Linked DNA regions of Mus musculus: all the other regions are linked to region 2. The links are chromatin loops, found by intact Hi-C in ENCODE. Cell type or tissue: left cerebral cortex. All regions are shown on one strand. Links, peaks and the distances in the headings refer to the core of each region. The heading gives the core; the rest is flanking DNA.

Evidence for each region. Peaks named below come from ENCODE experiments on the same cell type or tissue, not always from the same donor. Only the 100,000 strongest peaks of a DNase experiment are listed, where the experiment ranks them.
Region 1: a loop joins it to region 2, with 2.5 times the contacts of the local background. A loop is called at or near these places in 31 of 42 quality-filtered maps.
Region 3: it touches region 2 in a loop (2.6-fold over the local background); 4 of 42 quality-filtered maps call a loop at or near these places.

What each region holds. Positions count from the first base shown.
Region 1 is chr14:31,787,864-31,793,640 of GRCm38, reverse strand. The region is part of intron 1 of Ankrd28 (ankyrin repeat domain 28); the gene reads left to right. Among named protein-coding and RNA genes, the nearest start is that of Ankrd28, 40 kb to the left of the region's middle. In left cerebral cortex, for the core only: a CTCF peak has its summit at 2,663; a DNase peak (open chromatin) is centred at 2,661.
Region 2 is chr14:31,927,972-31,933,748 of GRCm38, reverse strand. LOC102640059 (a long non-coding RNA gene) reads right to left here and starts at 5,179. Exons shown (of 5, transcript XR_874500.3): 1 at 3,162-5,179; 2 at 1,393-1,518. In left cerebral cortex, for the core only: no CTCF peak of the experiment used is centred there; a DNase peak (open chromatin) is centred at 3,145.
Region 3 is chr14:31,852,448-31,858,224 of GRCm38, reverse strand. No RefSeq gene overlaps it. Among named protein-coding and RNA genes, the nearest start is that of Ankrd28, 25 kb to the right of the region's middle. In left cerebral cortex, for the core only: no CTCF peak of the experiment used is centred there; a DNase peak (open chromatin) is centred at 3,387; H3K27ac peaks cover 2,046 bases.

The DNA.
Region 1 (5,777 bases), core at 1,712-4,211, 140 kb after region 2:
GATGTAATCATTCTAAGTGTTAGAGAGGGCTACGTGGAGCCATGGGTGGGTGCGTCCTTCTTTTCAGAAGCATGCGTCTGTCCCTAACACTCAGCTTAAAGCTTAAACCCCCATTTTGTTTTGAGGGGAAGAAACATATTAACAAAATATATAATTGGAAGTTTTTAGAAACATACAGAGAAAATAGCTAGCAGTATTTAAGTTTTAAGTAATAGTATGGTAAATTCTTTAAATTTATATATTTGAAATTAATGCTTTACATATTAATATATGAACAACATTTTACAAATCACTGACAGCCTTTGAAAACAAACCATGTATAAACAAATTGGCAAAGTGGCTGGATGTATTATCAGAAAATATATACAAGATTTGCTTGTGTGTGTTTTTAAGATTTAAGGTAATTTGTTGCGACCATGAAATATGAAAGCCCCATATTTTGGATTTCTTCCAAGAATCCAGTAAGAACCAGTTTTTATATAAAGACGGTCTCTAAAAATATTTTTCTTAAAAATGTATGTATGTATGTTTGTACGTGTGTGTGTGTGTGTGTGTAAATATGGCATGTATATTCATAGTTGGAAATTGGAGGCAGGTGGATTGAGGATTTGAGGCCAGTCTGGGCTATATAGAAAAATCTTCGTCTCAAAAAGGAAAAAAAAAAGGAATAAAAATATATAGCCTATACAAATTAGTTTTCTTGATAGAAGGAGAAAAACTAAATCTGAATCAGTAAAAAAAAGAACAAAAAAATTTTGTATCATTTAATAACTCAGTGGTTTTTTAAAAGTATATAGCTCCTTCCTATTCTTGCCTTGGATTTCTGTTTTCTGTCACAGGCCTATAGAACTCAAATAATACAACTACTGCTTCCATAGGAGTATGGAAAACAATATGGGAATTCCTGTGAGGGTAGGTTACGTTCAGTAGTCGTGTGTAGTAATCTTGTCAACATTTGTAATTGGCAATTTTTTTGCTACCTAGATCTTCTTAATACTTATTCTTACACATAATTACATGTGACTTAATAATTAATGTCAGCCCCATTTAGAGACAGTTCATGTATAGTAGTGAGCCCAGTATTGGTTGAAGACTTCAGTATATAGCAACTTAATAATTATGGTAGATTTTCAGTGGGAAGGGGTCTATAAATCCTACTTAATGTTGTCAGAGAAGCTTAGAGAAGAAAATATTAAGTAGTGGAGATAATGAGCAATACCGCAGAATTTGTTTTATTTTGTCCTGTAAAACCAATAAATACTTGCATCCCATTGCCCAGCTGTCCATTACTTTTCTCATTCTCTTACATATTAAATATAGCACATCATTATCAGCCATAGTAAACACAAGGAGACTTCAGTTATGTGAGTGTCTCCTGTGGTTTTAGTGAAAGTATCTTAGAATATCTCTCAGACTCTAGAGGAGAAGCAGCAGACTGGGGACACTAACAAGGCAGTTTGATAACTGCGCTGCTGTTTGTCGACCACATTTGAAATAGAAACATTCTAAAGACTTTGTAGTCATCAAAGGAAGAAGCTTGGCTCAGTGATGTTGCTTTGTACTGACCAGGCAGTGGTTTGCTTGCTGTCTTTTTGTTAGATGTGCTCTCTACACAGTAATGCTGTATGATGTTAACTAGACTCAATACAAAGTGCTTCAAAAACGAAAAATACCCTTACTGGAGTTTTATTTAATATGCCTTTAGTTTTATTTAACTTTTTTTTTTTTTAAGAAGAAAGCTGTTAAGTTAGGAATGTTAAGCTATTATTACCTATCTGTTTTCTAGTAAGAGATAAATTATTCGGTGTATTAAACTAGAGTAAATATGATCACACTCAAGACTCGTGTATGGGATTCATAACTGATGGTGAGTCTTTACTTGGCTCCCTTTTAAGAAATCTAGATTACCTTCCAAATGTTCTATTTTGTTTCTGTGTGTTTCTTTAATAAGCCAAGAGTTATAAAGTAGTTTAGGAATAATAGAAAGTAGACGAGGCATAGAATTTCCAGTGAAAACCTAGTTATCAACAACCATCCTGACTCCTTGAACCCACTGAGCTCTGCCTGCCTCTGCTCTGGTGTGCCACCATACTCAACTATTCTCTCCTCACTTTTAAAAGCATGTTGAAAGGCTAAATTGTTATTACCCCGATGGTTGTTGATAACTAGGGTTTCACTGGAAATTCACTGGACTTGCTATGGTGGGAGAATTGGGTTCTGATGATGCCAAGTAACCTTGGTTTCTGCTGCTTATGTTCTTATGCTTGCCTTCTGCCATCTTATTATCTCTAGTGCTACCTGTCCTCGCTGTTTCTGACTGGAACCTGTCCTTGCTGTGATCCTGGTTGTGTCAGAACTCCTCAGAGTTCAGCTGCCTCTGGGATCCTGGGATTCTGGGATCCTGGGTGTGTCAGAGCTCCTGGGAGTCAAGATGCCTCTGGGCCCCTGAGATCCTGGTGTGACCAAGCCCCTGGGATCCTGGGATCCTTGGTGTGTTAGAGCAACTGGGAGTGGAGCTTCTTCTGGATGCTGCGGAGTTCCCACCCAAGGTCTGCTCATGGCACCAGCCCAGACAGACTGGCTTTTTCTGTTAATAAGTCTTCAAAACTACTGAATTTCCAACCTGCCTTTGCTACTATCCTTGTAAAAGTTGTAGTTCTTATCTCTTGCCACTGGGTGGTGCATTTTCATTGTTTATACAGGCATTTTCTTTTCTTTCTTTTTTTTTAAAATAAGGGAACCATTTGAAAAATCCATAGTAAAATTAAGGTGGTGGATAGTTTGTCATATAATTTAAGTGAGTTTAAACAAATTCCAAAAAATATCTTGTGACACACTACTCAGTTAAAGAGTGTGTGTGTGTGTGTGTGTGTTAACAATGTCTCATTATGTAATTCTAGGCTGGTCATGAGCTCTTGGCAAAACACCTTCCCCAGCTTCCCAAATTTTAGGATTATGGGCATGTGCCAACACACCTAATTTACTTTTTTTTTTTTTTACCCTCTCAAGGAGAATGTTCAAAACCTATGCCTTACTGTATTTTCTTAAAATAATGTTTCAGTTACCACCTTAAAAACATTTTAGATGTTCTGAAGCTAAGAGTGGTGGCATATGTTTTTAATCCCAGAATTCAGGGGGCAGAAGCAAAAGAATCTTTGGGAATTTGAGGCCAATCTGGTTCACATAGTGAGTTCTAGGACATCTATGGCTATGTATGTAGAGAGACCATGTCTAAATAAAACCAACAAAAGAGAAGAAGAAAGAAAAGATGTTTTGATACTATAGGTGATAGATTTGTCAAACTAAAGACCTTATACATTCTAGGCAAGCTGTCTACCCTCAAGCACACAGATGATATTGTAGTTTAAATAACATCCAACTCCCGCAACACACAATTTCTTAAATTGTCTTTTTCTCCTGTCCTATAGCCATTCACACCTTTATGACAAAAACTTTTTTAGTAAATACTATATTTATATAGTATTTATATATATTTGCATATACCTAGTAAATACTATATTTACATTTCTGCTTTTAAAGGTACCAAATGGTTTATTAACATTTCTTAATTGAATGAGTTGAGTAGTTTGGTGTCAAGACTTTATTTGGGATTATAACAAGGTTGTAGTTCAGAGAAGAAGGTGAGCATAAATGTCTACCCATCTTGGAGTCTGCTCAGATTATCTGACAGTGTGTTTGTGTTCACATATGAATGCAGATGCTCTCAAAGGTATTAGATCCACCAGAGCTAGAGACAGCATCTGCGAGCTTCCTGTGGTTGGTGTTAGGAGCAGAACGTGGATCTTCTGCAAGAGCAGTTTACCTCTGGGCCAGTTTTCTAGCACTATTTTATAGCTTTTGAGGAATAAATTTATAAATTAATTTTATAACCCAGTGAATGTAGAAGAGTGGTTCTTAGCCTTCCTAAAGCTGCCATCCTTTAGTACAGTTCCTCATGTCATAGTGACCTCCAACCATAAAATGATTTCATTGCTACTTCATAACTATCATTTTGCTAGTGTTATAAATTATAGCGTAAATATCTGATATGCAGGATTTCTGACATGCATCCCCTACAAAATGGTCACTTGACCTGAAAGGGGTTGCTACCCACAGGCTGGGAAGCACTTGTTTAGAGTGTCGCCATAACAAAGATAAAGGGCTTTGGCTTACAGGTTTACTTTTTAGCAGTGAGTCTCAATATATGCAGTCTTCAAGTTTTGGTAATGGGTGCTATTGTCAGTTAACCTTTCTGGGCCTTACTTTTCTTAATTATAGGATGATATTTCAGTTCAGAAAAATGAGAGTCATGGCTCTCAGGAATATGGTTACTCTGAAATATGTGAGCTGTGAAGATGAGAATAAATAAGCCATAATCTTGCTATGGCTTAGTTGGTCTGTTGTTGCTTTTTAAAAACATCACAAGCCAAAATAAAAACAACAACAACAATAACAACACACACACACACACACACACACCCCTACCTTCTCCTGGGCTTGGGAGTCTAGCTCAGTGTTAGAACACTTACCTAACATGTGAAAGACCTGAGTTCAATCCCTAACACTCAAACTTTCTGTGTAGTAACTAAGACATCCTCCCTCCCTCCCTCCCTTTCTCTTTCCCTCACTCTCTGTTTTATTCCATGTAACATAAGTATTGCGCTGTGTTTTTAGAAATCCCTACAAAGGAGCAAATATATAACTCAGTGGATAGAGTACTTGCTTAGCCTTTGTAAGGCTCTTGGAGTTCAGTCTCCAGCACTGCAGGGGCAGAGGGGATTTTAAGTATCAGATACATGTGTATTTTGTGGCATGTTATATCTTAAATAACTTTTTTATTCTGCATTAAGGTGGTTTTCATATTCTAACTGATGTTCCATAAGATCTTCCTATGCATGTTTTATGAGCTTCATATTTTTCACTTATGTCAACATTTTAGCAAGTAGAAATGCTACCCAAAAAGTTTACAAGGCGTATTCATTGCTGTTAATAGCTGTCAGCAGGTTTTTGTATGTTTGTTTTTTCCTCTAGAAAAATTGTTGTAGTTTACATCTTTCACTGTCTTATGGTTTCTGTTAGAGTTCTGCAGTAGTTTACTGCTGGTTATCTCGGCTATAGGGGCTGCTTGGTTTTAGGTTACCTTTTATGTTCACAGTGAGGTTTTTTAATGTATAAATTTGATTTCTACTTTGCAACTTTGTTTTAAATACGTATTTCATCATTTTGCAGATTAAAATGTTTTTGCTATAATATGGCACTCACGGTCCTTCATATCTTAGCCACTATCTAATTTCCTACCTTATTTTATATAGTCCTACTTTATATTCTATGGATAGAGAGGTTGCCAGGAAGCATTCTAGCTAACAGGATGGCACATATACAAAGGCAGAACTGTCATGGCATATTTTAAGTGCAACAAGTTGGCATATTCGAAACTTAAGACAGGGTAGTAATGGAAGTTGTTTTGCTTTTGCGCGCGTGCGTGCGTGCGTGCGTGTGTGTGTGTGTGTGTGTTACACCTCATAGAGGTCAAAGAAAACTTGTGGGCGTTGGTCCTCTCCATCCACCACATGGGTTCAGGGATCAAGCTTAGGTTGTCAGGCTTGCTATCAAGTCTTTACCCACTGAGCCATCTACTGGCTCTGAGACAAATATCCAGATGAGCTCAGTAGTGATATTTGACAGGTAGAACAACAAGAAATAGAAAGATCACCCAATTAGATGGCATATGATATAGGCAAGTATATTGGTAACATTTGCAGACCAAAGGGAAGGAC
Region 2 (5,777 bases), core at 2,163-4,662:
GCGCTTTGCATTTCTAATTAGTCTTAAGCCTGGTGATGGCTCCCTCAGTCGGTATCACTGTGCACACGCCCCCCACCCCCACCCCCCTTGCTTGCCCAAATGCTTGGTAATTAGCCCTGCAAAGACAGGCAAGCCTGACTGGCAGCAGCTTTTGCAAAAGGCTCCCCAGCCCTCTCAGCAACAAAGGAGAACCTCTGCATCCTCCCTTCTAGCTGTCATCTGATCCTTCGATTTTCCACTCTGCCACCACGCCACCAAGGAGTTGGAGCGTTTGTGTTTGAAGTGTTGGTACTAACGTTTTGATGGAAATTTGTAAATCTTACATGTGTGGGCAATGTCTTGCTTGAAATTTGTCCTGACTCCTCAGAGAGAAAGGAGGTGGGAACATTCACTTTTTTATTAGGACGGGAGGGAGTAACCGTATGGAAAATGGCTTGGTTAACCCTAGGCATCCCCTCTGACCCAGCCATTCCACGGTCAGAACACAGAAATGTGACAGGAATTTCTTCCCCACAGAAACACTGGGATATATCCACCTGCTGTTTGTAAAAGCCCCAAACTGGAAATATAAGGAATCTCATAAATTTAAAGTTGACTTTAAAAATTCTAGCTATTTTTAAAAAAAAAGTTCTGCCTCATTCTATTTACAAAAGTAGAAACCTGGCAGTGTGGTCTTGGTGGTGCTGGGAAGATTCCCCGGATCGGAGCAAGCAATTATATACTGTTACTGAATCTAGGCCTTGGGTCTGAGATCATATGAAAACCTGAATAGTCAGGCAATGGTGGTGCTCACCTTAAATCCCAGTACTTGGGAGGCAGAGGCAGGTAGATCTCTGAGTTTGAAGTTATCCAGGTCTACAAAGCGAGTTCCAAGACAGCCAAGAACAGGACAGAGAAGCTCTGCCTGAAAAACCAAGGGAAAAAAAAAAAAAGAAAGAAAAGAAAAGAAAGGAAAGGAAAGGAAAGGAAAGGAAAGGAAAGGAAAGGAAAGGAAGAGAAGAGAAGAGAAGAGAAGAAAAAAGAAAAGAAAAGAAAAGAAAAGAAAATCTACTAAACTACAGACTAACATGTGTGGTTTCCAGCATTCATGGTAAACTCCTGGAAATTGTTGTGGTTTAAAATGGAGGTTTAAACCGGGTGTGGTGGCGCACGCCTTTAATCCCAGCACTCAGGAGGCAGAGGCAGGAGGCAGATTTCTGAGTTCGAGGCCAGCCTGGTCTAGAAAGTGAGTTCCAGGACAGCCAGGGCTATACAGAGAAATCCTGTCTCGAAAAACCAATAAATAAATAAATAAATAAATAAATAAATAAATAATAATAAAGAAAGAAATGGAGGCTTAACAGTTAACTCTATCACTCAGTCACTGAAAGAACAAGGCCTGGCCTCCCTCACCTGTGAACTGGGTCAAGGTGTCCTATGGAAAAATCAGGTCTGCTTTAAGGCGTGCTCCAGCCACGATTGTCTCAGTCTTCCCTCGCAGTCTCCTTAAAGGGAAGAAGTCCAGTGGAAACCAGAGGGCTGATGGGAAGAAATACAGCCATAGAGAGGAGAAACAGGCGTTAGGACCAGAGAGGATGCGACTGTGTCCAGGACTTACTAATGGCATTCCCCAGACATTCCTGGCACAGTGTCAAGGACCAGGAACATCTCAAAGTCCAATGAAAATATTTAAGGGTTTAAGTAATGTTAAATGATCCCAAAATGAAAAATGGAAAATACAACTAGTATGTATTTGTTTACTTGAGTGTCCACAAACAAAGCATAGCACTAAGCCTAAGTAATTCTGTGTTTCTCACACATGAGCAAGTACATCAGCATCCAGGCTTCTGAATAAGCTGTAGGGTCTGATACAGTACATGTAGTGAGCCTGAGAGTCTGCAAGATGACAGGCTTCCAAGTGAGGTACCCTCACTTCTGGCCCACAGCCTTTTAACAGCACAGGGAGTTAGTGCTATAACACAAGTCAGTGCTGACATGGCTATAATATACTGGAAAAAAAGGTGACATCAAAATGTCATATTCACACATAATTCAGAACAATGTTTTTATTGTGTACATTTATAAGAAATGTATAATGAATTCACTCACCATTGAAGTATTTTAAGTGTACAGTTCAGCAGATTAATCAGTTACAATATTTTTTATCTATGTCCTCAAATGAAACTACACCCAAAGCAGTCACTTCCATTCCCTTCTCCTCCAGCCCTTAGTAACCTCTGTCCTTTCTGTCTGCTGATTTGGCTGCTCTAAGCCCCGCCCGCCCATCAAGAGACTCACACAATGTTCTTTTCTTTCCCCTTAGCTTATTTTTACCTAACATAGGTCCATTCCAGTCTCATCCACATTACAAATTTCACTTCATTTTAAGGATAAACAATATGCCCCTGTATACACAGGTCTACAGTGGTCTGACCATTTGTCTCCTCCACACATTTATATGCTGAAATCCTAGCACCCAATATTACAAATCCTAGTAATATTAGGAGGCAGAGACTTTGGGAGGTGATGGATCACAAGGGACAAGTGTAGAATTGAAATATACCACACAGAGATTGCTCACACTTGCCACCGTGTAAAAATTCTGTAACGAGAAAAGTCAAAGAGAGCTCTTACCAGAAACTAAATCTACCTGTACTTAGATCTTAGATTGCCTTGTCTCCATCACATTAAGAAACAAACTTCTCTTGCTTATAAGCCACCCAGTCACTGATATTTTGTTATAGTAGGCCAAAAGAATGAAGACAGCATCATATTTTGTTTAGCCATGCACCCACCAATGGAAAAGAGGCCCATTACACCTTTTGGCCATGGTGAATAACATAGCTATAAACATGGGTATGCAGACGCATCTTCAAGGCCTTTCTTTCGACCCCTTTACCCAGAAGAGAGATTGCTGGGCCACGTGGTTATTTATTTCACGTTTCGTTTATCTGAGATAACAAAAGAACAGCTATTTTTAAACATCCTCAACTACGATTTGAATGACCCAGATGGACACATTCCTCGGAGAGGCTGTTCTGCAGGTCTCTCCTACACGAACTGCAGGCCAGCTCCTCAGCGCTTTCACTAATAAAATACAGAGGAAGTGATACTTGGCCAGTTTCCAAGCTGACCCTTAATGGCTCTGGCAGCTTCCACTTCCTCCATCTTGGAATGCTTACTGTTGGCATAGTCCTTCTTGGAAGCCAGCCACTAGGCTGTGAGGCGATACAGGAAGCCACATGCAGTTGCCACGAAGAGAAGAACCAAGGTCCACAGCAGACAGTCCTGATTCAACTCCTAGTCAAGGTCCATCCAGTTCCTAAAACATCCGCATTCCAGCCGTTCCAACCCCAGCCCAGACCCGGGTCAGGCTTCCAGGAGACTTCAGATCCTTACCGCCCTAGCTTAAGGCAGAAGATCCACCCGGTCAGAAACAACCCACTGTTATTTTAAGCCTCAAAGTTTTGAGGTCACTTGTTACATTGCATTAGGTAAATGAGACAAACCCACTTCAAACATTTGGAGAAAGAGCAAAACATGCCACATTGAATCCATACGGGTAGAACTTGAGATACCAGTACAGGGCCTTAAGACTTGAAATATCTTGGGACTTTACAAAACAGATGTAAGGCATAAATGTAAGTAAGACACATGGCAAGAAATGAGCCCTCAAATATTTCAAACCTGCCTAAAACCAGCAGTTGGTGTGTGTGTGTTTGGGTTTTTTGGGGGGAGCACTTTTTTGAGGCAGGTCTCCCTGTATAGCTCTCTGGTTGTCTGGGAATTCACTATGTAGACCAAGCTTAGCCTTCAGCTCCTAGAGATCCACCTGCCTCTTCCTCCAGGGTGCTAGGCATAAAGGTGTGGCTGGCTTTTTTTTTTTTAACGCAGATATGATGGTGGTCATTTGGTTAAAGATCCAGCTACCCCAGAACAGAACATCAGCTAGCTCTTCCCATCCTTGTACCGCAGGAGGCAGCCAAGGGCTTTCTTACCTGTCTTGGCTTTAGGGGCATTTGAACTCTCAATCAGAAGCTTCCTTTTACCCAGAACTTACTTTGTAGCTAAGACCCTGGTCACACTTTCAGAAGATTGCAGGTGAATTCAACCAAGTCTGCCTCAGATTCCTGTCAGCTCAGAAAACAAGCAGCCTCAACATGAAGCTGTACAAGGGCGGGCAGAGGCGTGGCCTCGGGCAGAGGCGTGGCCTCGGGCAGAGGCGTGGCCTCGGGCAGAGGCGTGGCCTCAGGCAGGCAGTCCTAGATTCCTAAGCCTGCCATTGCCAGGCTCTATGAGGAAACCAGCTTCCTACTCTCTCCATTCTCCCACATGATGGGCACAGCCCATACCCGCAGGACCGACCTGCTCTGCCCTTGGGGAAAAAGGAATGGTAGGTCAAGGGCCCTTTGTTATTCATTAATAGATATTGAGCATTTGTGTGCCAAGCAGGAGCTGCGTGTGGGCACTGTGCATGTGTTGGTAAATAAAGTAGACATTTTCTTCTTGTCACAGGGACCCAGAAAGAGACATAGAAAAATAAGTCGAAAGACAACACAAATCTCACATCTCTCCCTGCACTGGGACACATTTGCATGTCTTTGCTTCCTTAAAGTGTTCTGTCACTTGGAGTCAGTGTATGTGACCTCTTTGCAGAGGACATACTCCCACCAATCCATCTAGAGCAGTGGTTCTCATCCTTCCTAACACCGCCATCCATAGTTATTTTTACTGTTACTTCATAACTGTAATTTTGCTAGTGTTATGAATCAAAATGTGAATATCAGATACACCGGATATCTGATATGCAACCCCTGTGAAGATATGGTTTGACACCCCCCACCAGGGGTCACGACCCACAGTTTGAGAACTGCTGATCTAGACTGCTCCTCAGAATGCATTTCTGAGTACTAGAGATGGGGGAAATCGTAGCTGGTGTCTTCTTGGTATTCATTGCTTTATTATCATTCTCCCCCATAGAAACTAATCGTAAGAAAGGCAGTATCTGGCCTATCTTCCTCCCTAGTGTTTCTGGAGCATCTAAGACACTAGCTTGCATACAATAGGTGCCCATTAAACCCGGAGAGATGAAGAAAACAACAGAATTAGTATCTCCCATTTTTACCACCAAAGAAACTTAATTTTTTACAAAAAAAATCCATGTAATGTAGCTGATAATTCTACTTACTCCTCATCCAAAACAAAACACAATAACCACAGACACACATTTATCCCATGTCAGTTATAGATTTTGTTCCCTATAAAATACCTGGTGCTATTAAAGAGTATTCTATTCTAGTCAGGAACAAAGCATTTTGTTGGGACAGTTTCTTGTCCCAGATGAGTGTGTGATGTCTAGTAGATGTTCGGGATCATAAATAAGGTGCTGGGTCCTTCACATCACTGTCACACTTCTTGGTGGCTTTGCTTCTCTTGAAGACATCCAAGGCTACATTCAAGAGTTCATTAGAAAGTCAGTGCCCCATCTGCCTCATGTGACCCAACACTGGATTTGATTCAGGTATGTAAAGATGAGGCCCGGAGGAACTTCAGGCCCAAAGCCACAAACAGTATAGTCAGTGAATGATACAGCGATGGAGATCCGCAGGCCTTGTGGGAATGCACGTGAACACCTCCGGTGATGTGACCTCCCATGGTGTGGTGCAGCCCGGGTGAGGCTGTCTGCAGGTGGTGTTCCTATATTTACTGTAAGAGAAAGGAGAAAGTGGATGGAGAGAACTCAACAGAGGGACAGAGAGGTGTGGGAATGGGGGTGGGGGTGGGCACGGGGGTGGGTG
Region 3 (5,777 bases), core at 2,147-4,646, 76 kb after region 2:
CCTTGGACAGGAGACTCAGCTGAGAATGTGTGAAGGGGACAACAGAAGGTGACCCAGGTTCTGCTACTGCAAACCTGAATCACTAAAAGCCAACGGCTGGCAATGTGCTCATTTCAGGAAGATTCCCAGAGGCTAACTGAAATGCCGGGTGTTTGGGGCACTTACAAGGATAGCTTTCAGTTATCTGGAAAAGGTAATGCGTCTCTGCCAAGCAGGTGTTCCTGATTTTTGGAAGGGCTTGAGGATTTGTTCCAGGGAAACACTCATTTTGCCTATATACTGCTTTAGAAAATAACTTCGTTAAACAGGCTGGTCCTTCCATTTGTTATTTATAGTCAGGTTTTGATTATCAGCTAGGCAGGTTCCTGGCTCAGCTTTCAGCTCTCTGTTTGCCTTTCTCGCCTGCCTCCCACTGACACACACTTGCTGCAGCTTGTAGCATCTTAGAATTTCCCCTGAGTCACATCTCTCCCTGCTCCAGCTCAGCATCTCTCCTCCCCCCACCATACCAAAAGCAGCTAAAAACCAAAACAACACCTACCTACCTCTAACTCCCCACCTCTGCTCTCCCTGTCCCCCACCCCGCGCCCACAGTATGGTCCAAGGTCACCAAAGACAACTCAGCTGTGGAGTGAAGTACAAGAGGGTCCTGGGGCTCAGGTGTCCCTGAAGCCAGAAGTCTGGGAAGGGGTCACTAGCCAGGGCAAACCTGCGCTTTTCAATGGCTCTTCATCTCTTTTCACAAGGTGGCAGCATATTATGGTCTAGAGTGTTCTGTATTCCCAAGACACACCCACCGGCACTCAAATTCCAGATGCTCACAAAAACACATTCCTCAGTCTCATCTGAATTCTTTCTCACTTCTCTGTACTTTGAACCTTAGTGATGGCAGCCTTGGCACTGGTTTGTGCAGAAGGATTTCTTCTTGGCCTCCCATCTGCCCCAGGCTGTTTCCATGCTCACTTAGAGTAATGGATCACGACCACGGCATTCCGATGCCCGGGCCTTTGCTTCTGGTTTTAACTAGATTGAGGCAGCGAAGCCTGAGCCTTGAGATTTTTCCACCATCCCCTTAAGTGACTCTTTTGTGCAGCCCCAGTTGAGAAGCACTGACTTGGGGCCTCACAGGCTAAAGTGATTTCACGTGGGGCTCTTCTAGTGGGTACTGAGGCACCACTGATGTAGGATAACGTTTAGGAAGGCAGGGGAAAGATGCACACACATAAAGGCCAATTCAAGTGCTATTGTGTATTGCCAAGATCAATATTTCATTTACTCCTTGACTCTAACATTTATTGAGGGCAGCTACTAGGATGGGCATAAACAAAAATGCACAATGGAAATCCTGCTTTTTGACCTAACACCCCCTAGAAGAATCCCACAAGCCTCACCGTAACACTTCCTCCATATCCCCAACTCCCCTTTGTGCACAGACAATGCTAGCCTCACTTCTCCGTTGACTGTCCCTAATTAGTGTTTTGTCTCCCCTCCATCCCCATATGATTATGTGAGTTTGTGTGTGTACGTACCTGTGCATATGTAGGTGCCCATGAGCTGTGTACATGTGGAAAAGGAGGCTAGCCATCCACATCAAGTGTCTTCCTCAATCAATCTCCATGAGCTAGTTGTGTCACTGAACCCTGAGCAGCCAGCTAGACTGGCTGCCAAGCAGACACCAGAAATTGTCCTGTGTCTGTCTGACTCCTCAGTACTGTGTTTACTGGAATGCACTGCTCCACATGGCTTTCACACGTCATGGTCCTCATGCCTGACGAGAGAGGCAGTTTACCTACTGAGCAATCTCTCCAGCCCCTCTTATATATGATTTGACCCAACACACATAATCCCAGTGCCTCTAGTTCCTAGGTGTGCCTTAGAGTACAACGGATTGGATTATGACAGTTATCTCTGCTAGTGAAGTTCACTTTTTTACTGCACAGTTATAAATATATATGACACTCGAGTATTTGAGGAGGCAAGTGGGAGGAACACTGAGCTGTGGGGCCTCTCTGGAACAGAAGCTAAGCAAGCACCTCACATCCAGAGCCTTCCTGAGAGCCTCCCCCAACCTAGCCCGGAGTCTCTGGTAGAAAGGTTTTCCTCTCCAGAGTGTATCAGAAATCAGCATCCTAACACCCGGGTCTTTCTTCCGGCTTCCAGGCTTCTAAACAGGTTCAGAAACAGGTTTCTCTTTTCCCAAGGGGAAATTGGTCCTGTGGTCTCTGAGAAACCAGAATAGAATAAAATGGGATGTACACTTGACAGCCAGCAGCAGCAGAGAGGAGATGGCTGAGCCTGTAAACACCAGCCATGCAAATAAGTTCATTAATTCTACAATGTGCAGCGACTGCGCTGGTACAACCTACATTGCTACAGCAGAGCAGTAAATCTGGCCTGCTGTTTGGAGAAGAGCTAATGGGGGGGGGGGCGGGACATTAACTTTTTACCAAGCACAGTAACATGAGTAACATTCTACATTACCAGTCAGCTGATGGCAATCTTACAGTTTAACCTGGAACTTTTTTTCTTTCTTTCAGGACACTGTACTTTGTGTGGGTAAAAACAGGCATGTATATAACAGATGAGTGTTAGTCAGCATACTTTTAAAAGTACATAACTAGCTACTTTGGTAACAAATATGCTTACTTGCAGTGAAAATTATAATTACAGTTTGACACAGCAGGAAGGAAGTATTGTTGATTATTTTGCTTTGCTTTTTTGGTTTTGGTTTTTTAAGTTCCTTGCTTGTTATGCCCTAATTTGGGAGGGCAGTGGATGGGTGTCAGTCCCCACCCCTATACACACACCTGGGTCCTAGGATAAGCCTAAATAGGCCTAAGGCAATCCCAGTGGGCTGTTCCCTGGCTAGAGCTGTGTCAAGAATGGATGTTCTAGAATGCCTGCTGCCGGTGTGGTATCATGACCTTCCTTCCTAGAGTCACCATCCCTGTCCTTTTCCAGGTCTATGCTCATGAGAGCAACTGAGGCAAATACAGAAATTGGAAAAACACTTCCTCAGGGAACAGTTGTAGCTATATGGGCAGATGCAGGGTTTCTAGCAACTTCCTGGAACAGACTTAAGGATATGTACACCTAAGTCTTTCATCCTGAGGTCTGCTGAGGTTGAGTTTCTCAGCTCTGTTCTCCCACACCCCTCTCTCCCAGCAGCCAAGGCTGAGTCTATGTTAAACCCTTTACACCCAGAATGCACAGGGCGACTTGAGAGTGTTCTATTCTGATCCCTTGATGCCATCTATCTATGGTGTTTGGGGGATGCAGTTCTAGCCAATAAGAGGTGAGGGGTGGTGTGCTGGAGGGCTTCTTCTTAGTCTTGAGGAGGCTCTAGAAAAGCAGCTCTTGTCTGCATTTGATGCCCGGGACAGCTGTCATGATTTCCTGCCAGCCTGAAATAGAGCCAGTATGCAAATGGAAGGCAGAGCCAGGAGAAATGCCCAGAAAGAGGAGGCAGAGTCCTGAGGTATCTGTACCCAGCAGCTTTATAACTGACACGGACTTATGTCTCAGGCAGGGGAAGATTTGAGACAGTCTGCTGTCGGCTGCCATACTTCCCAGAGAAATATCATATAGCAACCCTACCTGTGCTATTCTCCAGGCAAATGAATACCCAGAAAATCTCAAGTGCAGCCCCCAGCACTGACAGAGCTTTGTGAGTTATTGCTTTGTATTGCAGACATGTCTATAATACTGTAACTTTTATCATGTCTTTGAACCCTAGTTATACTTTACACTCCTAGCGCTTAAGTGTTGGGATAGTCCTGCTATTTTGAATTTCATCTTGTCTTGCCAACAACCAGACAGCTTTCATTTTGCATGGTAACACATAATCACCAAAATGGCAATGCGAACTGAGCTGGTGCAAAGCAATCTTAATAATTAGTAGGTGGTGCACGCCTGTAATCCCAGTGCCCAAGATGGCTAAAACAGGACGATTATAAATGAAAGACTAGCTCTGGGCTACATATCATGACTCTGGCTCAAAAAGGATAGTAAAATATCAAAACCTTTTTTCTGCATCATGAATACACAGGGATAATTTTTAAAGCAAGGCTGATATTTAATAATTTAGACTGAGAACACTAGAAGCATTGATAAAATATTCTTATTTCCTTGTTTAAAAAGTCTCACCAGGAGTAGCTCGATCGGTGCTTACCTTCAGAGCACTTCCCGTGCTTTGACACATCATCAGACCCTTTCTAAGCTTGAGTTCACTCCCAACACTTTGTGATTGGACCCATCCAGACAATGTGAGACTGTCTCCCCACCTCTGCATCTCTAACTTAAGTCAATGTTGGGATGTCCTTTATGCCCGGCGAAGTGACATACAGGATGAACAACAGTGAGATCAGAGTGGACAGCTCTAGGGAAGCCGGTATTCTGCTTACTCTAACTGCTTAAACAGAAGACAGAGAACTGAACACATCTGTTTGTCCTTCCTTTTTCCTCCCTGGTAGGATTGTGTTTTCATAGTCACCTTAGTCCATAAAGCAACATAACTATGCAGTAAAAATGGCCAAACGATAGAAGAGACTTACATTCTTCATTCTTAGCAGCCTTGGTATCACCATGAACTCAAGGTTTACCTTCCTCTGCAGGGTTTTTAAATTTTTAGTATTATTATTTTCTGTTCTGTGTATGTGTGCATGTGTGTATAAGATGTATATGACTGTGGGTGGGCACATGGCTGCCAGGGCACACATGTGGAGACCAGAGAAGAACTTTTGGGAGTCAGTTCTCTCAGCCTTTTTGAGGAGGGGGAGTCTCTGTGTTTAAGCCTTGCTGTTTATGTCCACCCAGCTGGTCGGCTTCGGGTGATCTTCCTGTCTCCCAGCTATCTGTAGGGATGCTGAGATTACAGGTACACACCACTGCATCTAGCTTTTTGTGTGGGTTCCAGGATGAAATCCAGGTCACTAGGCTTGTAGGGCAAAGGGCTTTACCTAATGAGTGATCCTCCCAGATCGTGGAGTCCCTTTTACAAAGAAAAAGAAAACTTCATTCCAGCCACTGTTTGTGAGCCACGCCTGTTATTTATGATTGAATAATCAAGGTATAAGAGCCATCATTACAGCCGGGCATGGTGGCACACGGCTTTAATCCCAGCACTCGGAAGGCAGAGGCAGGTGGATTTCTGAGTTCGAGGCCAGCCTGGTCTACAGAGTGAGTTCCAGAACAGCCAGGGCTACACAGAGAAACCCTGTCTCAAAAAACAAAAACAAAAACAAAAAACAAAAAAAAAAAAGCCATCATTACTATCATATATGAAAACATCGTGGTGACCTCTAAGTCATATATTGTCATATAAAAAGCCTAAGCCTTTAGAGAAATCTTTCATCTTGTTTCTGGAAAAGTAAGAAAATATGTCCTGTGAGTTCTTTCATCTTAATGAGTCTTAACTTTCTAAAATGCCAGCCCCCCACCCCCTCCCCCACTTCCCAGAGGCCCCCATTGTGTACCACAAACTTTCTGGATCGGTAGTCAACCCTATTTTTCCCTTCTGAGAAAAATTTAAAAAGGGAGCGATGCCACGGTTTTTCTGAGGCGGCACATTAAGGCAGTTGGTTTTGTTAGGTCACTATTGTACAGGCCAGCAAAACTGTACTGTCTCACAGATCATGTGACAGTGGCTTCCTAGAGTATCCTGTTAAAAAGGACTTCAGGCTGTGTCTAGATTCACAAAGAAAAGCACCGGAATTGAGGTTGATGCCTGATGCAGTTAAAGGAGCAGAGAGCAAACATCTGTGCCTGGCCACTCCTGG